Linked DNA regions of Homo sapiens: region 1 is linked to region 2. The links are chromatin contacts, found by Hi-C or POLR2A ChIA-PET in ENCODE. All regions are on one chromosome and are shown on one strand. Each heading gives the region's core, a stretch centred on a gene start or an enhancer-like site at or near the end of the contact. The rest is flanking DNA. Distances are from core to core; before and after follow the strand shown.

The links. Hi-C counts contacts between places; a loop is a spot of excess contacts on that map. ChIA-PET counts read pairs that join two places held with the same protein, here RNA polymerase II (POLR2A). Pooled maps may share reads with other maps.
Region 1: a loop to region 2 is called in a pooled map, with 5 times the contacts of the local background. The contact joins two enhancer-like sites. A Hi-C loop is called at or near these places in 5 of 168 maps with a recorded cell type or tissue (MCF 10A, dorsolateral prefrontal cortex, endothelial cell of umbilical vein and 2 more), 3 of 37 single-sample maps with no recorded cell type and 16 of 50 pooled maps. POLR2A ChIA-PET finds 5 or more read pairs at or near these places in 6 of 52 experiments (A673, MCF 10A, activated CD8-positive, alpha-beta memory T cell and 2 more).

The regions. Positions count from the first base shown.
Region 1 is chr5:53,086,368-53,089,067 of GRCh38, forward strand. It overlaps ITGA2 (integrin subunit alpha 2), which reads left to right. Exons shown (of 30, transcript NM_002203.4): 28 at 585-674. Among named protein-coding and RNA genes, the nearest start is that of MOCS2, 22 kb to the right of the region's middle. Within about 2 kb of position 1,449, at least 2 of the 41 ENCODE cell types and tissues checked have a DNase peak (open chromatin) inside an H3K27ac peak, as active enhancers do.
Region 2 is chr5:53,007,570-53,010,269 of GRCh38, forward strand. All of the region lies in intron 1 of ITGA2 (integrin subunit alpha 2), which reads left to right. Among named protein-coding and RNA genes, the nearest start is that of ITGA2-AS1, 19 kb to the left of the region's middle. Within about 2 kb of position 1,307, at least 2 of the 41 ENCODE cell types and tissues checked have a DNase peak (open chromatin) inside an H3K27ac peak, as active enhancers do.

The DNA of each region.
Region 1 (2,700 bases), core at 199-2,698, 79 kb after region 2:
TACTGATGTGATATAACAAGCTGAAAGGTTCAGGGCCATGGGTGGTCAAGTTCAAGTGCACTTTTAAACACTATCATTTTACACACATGTACCCAGAAGGAAAGTTCTCTTACCTTTTAAATGTTGGTTTTCCATTCCATTGTGTGACTTATTCAGGTAAGTATACAAAGATGCCAAGTTTACAATTTTCTCTCATGTCACAAACTTATTTTTTAAAAAATCTGAACTGTGATCTTCCCAGTTAGAAATATTCATTTTTAAATCCTCACTTTTCAACCCAGTTCTCAAGTTCAGATCTCCTCAGGGAGATATTTTAACCTACTCATGTCTGGATCCCACCCCAGAGAGTTGATTTGTGGTGGCAAGGTGCAGACAGACATGTATTAAAATTACCCGAGGTATTTCTGACGGGCAGTCCTGTTACACAGCACTGGTTTAAGCACACACAGATTCTGGATGGGTCTTCAGAACCATTTGCTCTTGTCACATTCCACCAGGAAATAAATACATAAATCATAAGCATGCCAGCTTCTCTGCATTTGCTGCTGCTACGATAAAACATATTCCTTATTCTTATGTTCCAGTCAACGTTCCAGACAGTACAGCTAACGGCAGCTGCAGAAATCAACACCTATAACCCTGAGATATATGTGATTGAAGATAACACTGTTACGGTGAGCATATCACACCCTTCCCTGTGAGCCTCAGGGTCTGTGATGGCATTCCACTTCTAAAAGCCTGGGATAGTCACTCTTCTTACCTACATGTATGTAGAAGTATCTTACTAAAACTTTAAAGATCTGATGTTTATTATGTTGAGATTTTGGCGAGGGTGTGTGCTACTTAAAAAGTTCAGTGATACACTTGCCTTCCTCCATGCCCCCCACTCATGTCAGCAAAGCTGGCTTTCCTAGAGGTGGTGATCCAGTGAGAAGTACAACAAAAGGGGCTCTATGTTCTTTGGGACTCCATGGTGTCTCTTCTCATGACTAAGCCAGCAGCACCAGTTCTTCCTTTCTCCTCCTGCTTACACAAAATGGTCTGGAGCTTAGGCCACAAAACTTAATCATGCTTATTTAAATCATAAATTGTATTTTGAAAAATTTTTAAAGAAAGGTACTGAAGCATGCTTAATAAATAATGCATTTATTAGAGGGTTTTAAAAAATAGTTCTCCTTACAACTAGACACTGACACTGTGTGGCATGTCCATTCATTAGATCTTACATTCGGGAGGACTATAAATGGTCCCCTTGATAAAAAAAAAAAAAAAAGCTTTTACAGAGAAATGTACTTTCACAGAAAACAAAGGCTCTCTGTTCTAAGAGCTGGCATGAGATAATTTTCCTCTGCACTGACTCTGGTTAGAATATGCCATGTTTAGATACAGTGGGATTTCCATGCCCAGCTAATCTGCTGGCAGAGCCCTGAGCATTTTCCTCCCAGTGCTTGTGTTAGGAGTTGAAAGCCAGTTTAAGAGTCTGCCCCCAAGGCCAGCTTGGCAGTTGGCCTCAGTCCACTCCTCTGGCTTGGTCAAAAAGTTATGGCCCCATGAACTATGGGCCTCCTCACTCCATGCCTGAGAGTGAAGCTCACAGCACTGGAGCCCCACTCTTGTCCAAGGGAAAATGATTCTACGCAACAGAGCACACTTCTCTGCCTCTGGTTTAGGAGCCTCAGTGAAAGCCTACACCCTCTCTTCAGACACTGGGGCCTGGAAAATCAGAAATAGAGCCAAAGGAAATGCAGACTTCAAATTCAAAATGCTATGAACTTAGCATAGGGGAGAAGTATTATAGATTTTTTTTAAAAGCTCATTTTAGAAAAACATAGTGTTCAGACAATATGTGAAACTCTACTGAAGACTGTTTTTAGAAAGCAGTATTAAATATATCAATTGGAAATTCAAATGAACAATTTTAATAAATCCATTAGATTCCTCTTTTATTGGTTTCCTCTGAGCAATACTAATAAATAACAGAAGCCAATTACTAGGTGCAAAAGTAATTGTGGTATTTGCCATTAAAAGTAAAGAAAGGCTGGGCACAGTGGCTCAAACCTATAATCCCAGCACTTTGGGAGGCCGAGGCAGGCGAATCACCTGAGGTTGGGAGTTCGAGACCAGCTTGGCCAACATAGTGAAAACCTGTCTCTACTAAAAATACAAAAATTAGCTGGGTGTGGTGGTGCACGCCTGGAATCCCAGCTACTCAGGAGGCTGAGGCAGGAGAATCGCTTGAACCTGCGAGGCAGAGGTTGCAATGAGCTGAGATTGTGCCACTGCACTCCAGCCTGTATAACAGAGAGAGACTCTGTCTCAAAAAAAAAAAAAAAAAAAGTAAAGAGAAAGTACTTTTAATGGCAAAGACTGCAATTACTTTTGCACCAGCTTAATATTACTCAGTTGTGTCTATGAAAAATTTTTTAATCTAAACAATAATTTGGATAAATTTTTGAATAAGGTATGTAACCTAAATAATAACTTCACATGTTCCTAAGTATCTGTTAATTTATTTGAATGCCTGGCCCACTTAAAAATCTGATCCACAAAATGCTATAGTCATGGGTCCATAGGGATCCGTGGTTCCCTGGGTTAGAAAGCTGTGGAAAAGAGAGAAGTAGGCTTATGACTGCCATTAAGCAGTGAGCTACAAGAATTTATCATCACTTTATTCATAAATTGATAAAGCCTTACATTTTA
Region 2 (2,700 bases), core at 57-2,556:
GAGAAGTAGAAAGTGACTTCATGAGATGGTATTTCTAGTAACTCTTGGGCCAACACACTTTCTTCTGTATTTCACTGTCTTCCTCTCAGCCACTGAGAGACGGCAAGTCTACCAGATGGTGGCTTACCCTCCAGCAATCTTATGAAAAAGAGAGAATCTATTGAGTTGTTAAGAAGCACTAAGTCATAATAAATGGACATTAGAGGCAATTGCAATGGGCTTTTGGAGATGTTCCTGGCCTGAAGATTGAATTTTTGAAATGTGAAAGGGCCTCCAAATGATCTAAACACATGCCACAGTACTCCAGGACTTGATGCAGTTACAAAACAAAATGAAAACAACTTTGGATTGTTTTCACACAAAATATAAACCTTAAATGATACAACTGGAATTATTGTATATCTGTCCTTATATTTATATCTGTGCATAAATGTATGGACAGAATTATCTTCAAAACCTGAAATAGTAAATTGGAATTTTCTGGTGTAATATACTTTCTCCTTGTATTAGTCAGCTCGGGTTATCATAACAAAATATCACAGACTAGGTGGCTTAAACAAGAGAGACATATTTTCTCACAGTTCTGGAGGTTAAAAGTTCAAGATCAAGGCTCTCTCAGGTTGGTGTTGGTTTCTACTGAGGACTCTCATCCCGGCTTATAGATGGGCACTTTCTCACCATGTCCTCACATCACCTTTCCCTATGTGGGTACTGAGAGAGAAAGATCTCTGGTGTCTCTTCTTCTTGTAGGGACATCAGTCATACTAGATTAGGGCTTCACTCTTAGGACCTCATTTGACCTTAACCACTTCATTAAAGGCTCTGTCTCCAAATACAATCACATTGAGGGTTAGGGTTTGAATACAGGAATTTTGAGAGACACAATTCAGTTTGTAACACCCCCTTTGGCTTAATGGTTTAAGGGGTTTATTTCTGGTCATGGAAGTGACGCTCATGTATTTCTTTGATATGAACACAAAGTAAGTGTCAAACATATGATATATGGACACACTGTAAAAAACAAATAGCCGCAAATCATGAAGCAGGATATTATCGCCAGATGTCAGCTAGAGTCTCTCTCTCTCTGCCTCTTAAAATTGAGATAAGATTTATTCAAATCCCTATTCCATTCTTATAAGAAAATGCAGTGCCCTCTCAAGATTTCCGTGAACTCCCAGGAGATGTGCATTTTCATTGACTTGGGCCCTCACTTCCTGACTGCAGAGTGTTTATTCTCCACTCTGCCAGGTCTGGTATTTGATTTTGACCCTAGGTACAGTCAATACATTAGCCTGATACTGTCTCATGGATGCTACAAGATGCCATGACATGCATGAGTCAGAGAAGGACTTTATTACTCACAGCACAGCAGGCAGCACGAGTATGAGCATGTGTCTATCAGTTCCCCTTTCCCCACTCTAGTCTCATAGTGTTACATGAAGGGGCCCAGACAGACACCTGCACACAGTGGGGTGCAAGACAGGAAAGAAACAATGAGCTTGGTGGACCTGCTGCTTTATAGCAAGCAGTCAGCAAGCCTTCTCTTTGACCTGGGGGAAGAGATTATCTCACCCCTCAATATTATTCATCATAAACACAATGCTAAGAAATGGCCCAGGTAAATAGTAGTCAGGGCCTTGCATTCTTGATATACCCATTGTATTAAGTTGAATGGTAGTCTCCCCCAAATATGTCTCTATTCTAATCCCCAACACCTATGAGTATTACCTTATCTGGAAAGAGGGTTTCTGTAGATTGCCTTGAGGAGACTGATGGTAAAAACATGAAGGCTCAAGCTACTTCTGGTGAGGGCTCAGAAGGAAACCAGGAATATGCTGTTGGAAACTGCAGAAAATGTCCTCATTATACAGCGGCAGAATATTTGACCTAATTGGGTCTTATTGTTGTTCAGAAAGCATACAACTTTTAAGTGAGGAACTTGGATATTTAGCTGAGCAAATTTTCAAGCAAAATATTCAAGGTGTAGCCTGTTTTTACCTGCTAGATATAGTAAATTGTGAGAGGAAAGAGATAATTTGAAGGATCACCACTTGATGATCTGGCAAATTCTCAGCCTATCTAGATTGATTATATATTTTATATATATATGCTGAGTGTTATGGACTGAATGTTTGTGTCTCTCCAAAATGCATGTGTTGAAATGCAATCCCCAGTGTGATGGCATTTGGAGATTGAGTCTTTGGAACATAATTAGGTCATGTGGATAGAGCTGTCTTCCTGCCTTGTGAGGATGCAACAAGAAGTCAGCAGCCTGAAACTTGGAAGAAGGCTCTCACCAGAACTTGACCATGCTGCACAATGATTTTAGACTTCCATCTCCAGAACTGTTAAGAAATAAACTTCTGTTGTTGGCCACCCAGTCTATGGTACTTTGTTATAACAGGCGGAATGAAGACACTCATATTAGGAGTTTCACTGTTAGAAAAGCATCCTCTGAAAGCAAAGGGTGTGGCTAGACATCCTTTTGTGGAAAAGATTAGGTATGTGGTTGCCAGATCCTCTCAACCATCTCAGCAACAATCAAAATAGTGATGAGGTTATCCAGGAAAGATTTCCTGTGGAGAGCTCTTTTGTTTAGTGGCATGAATCCTGCATTACCTACATAAGAAACCTGCAAATTTTTAAAAAAATGTTATCTCAGCAGAAGCATTGCCATCTTTGACTGAAGGTGATAGAGAG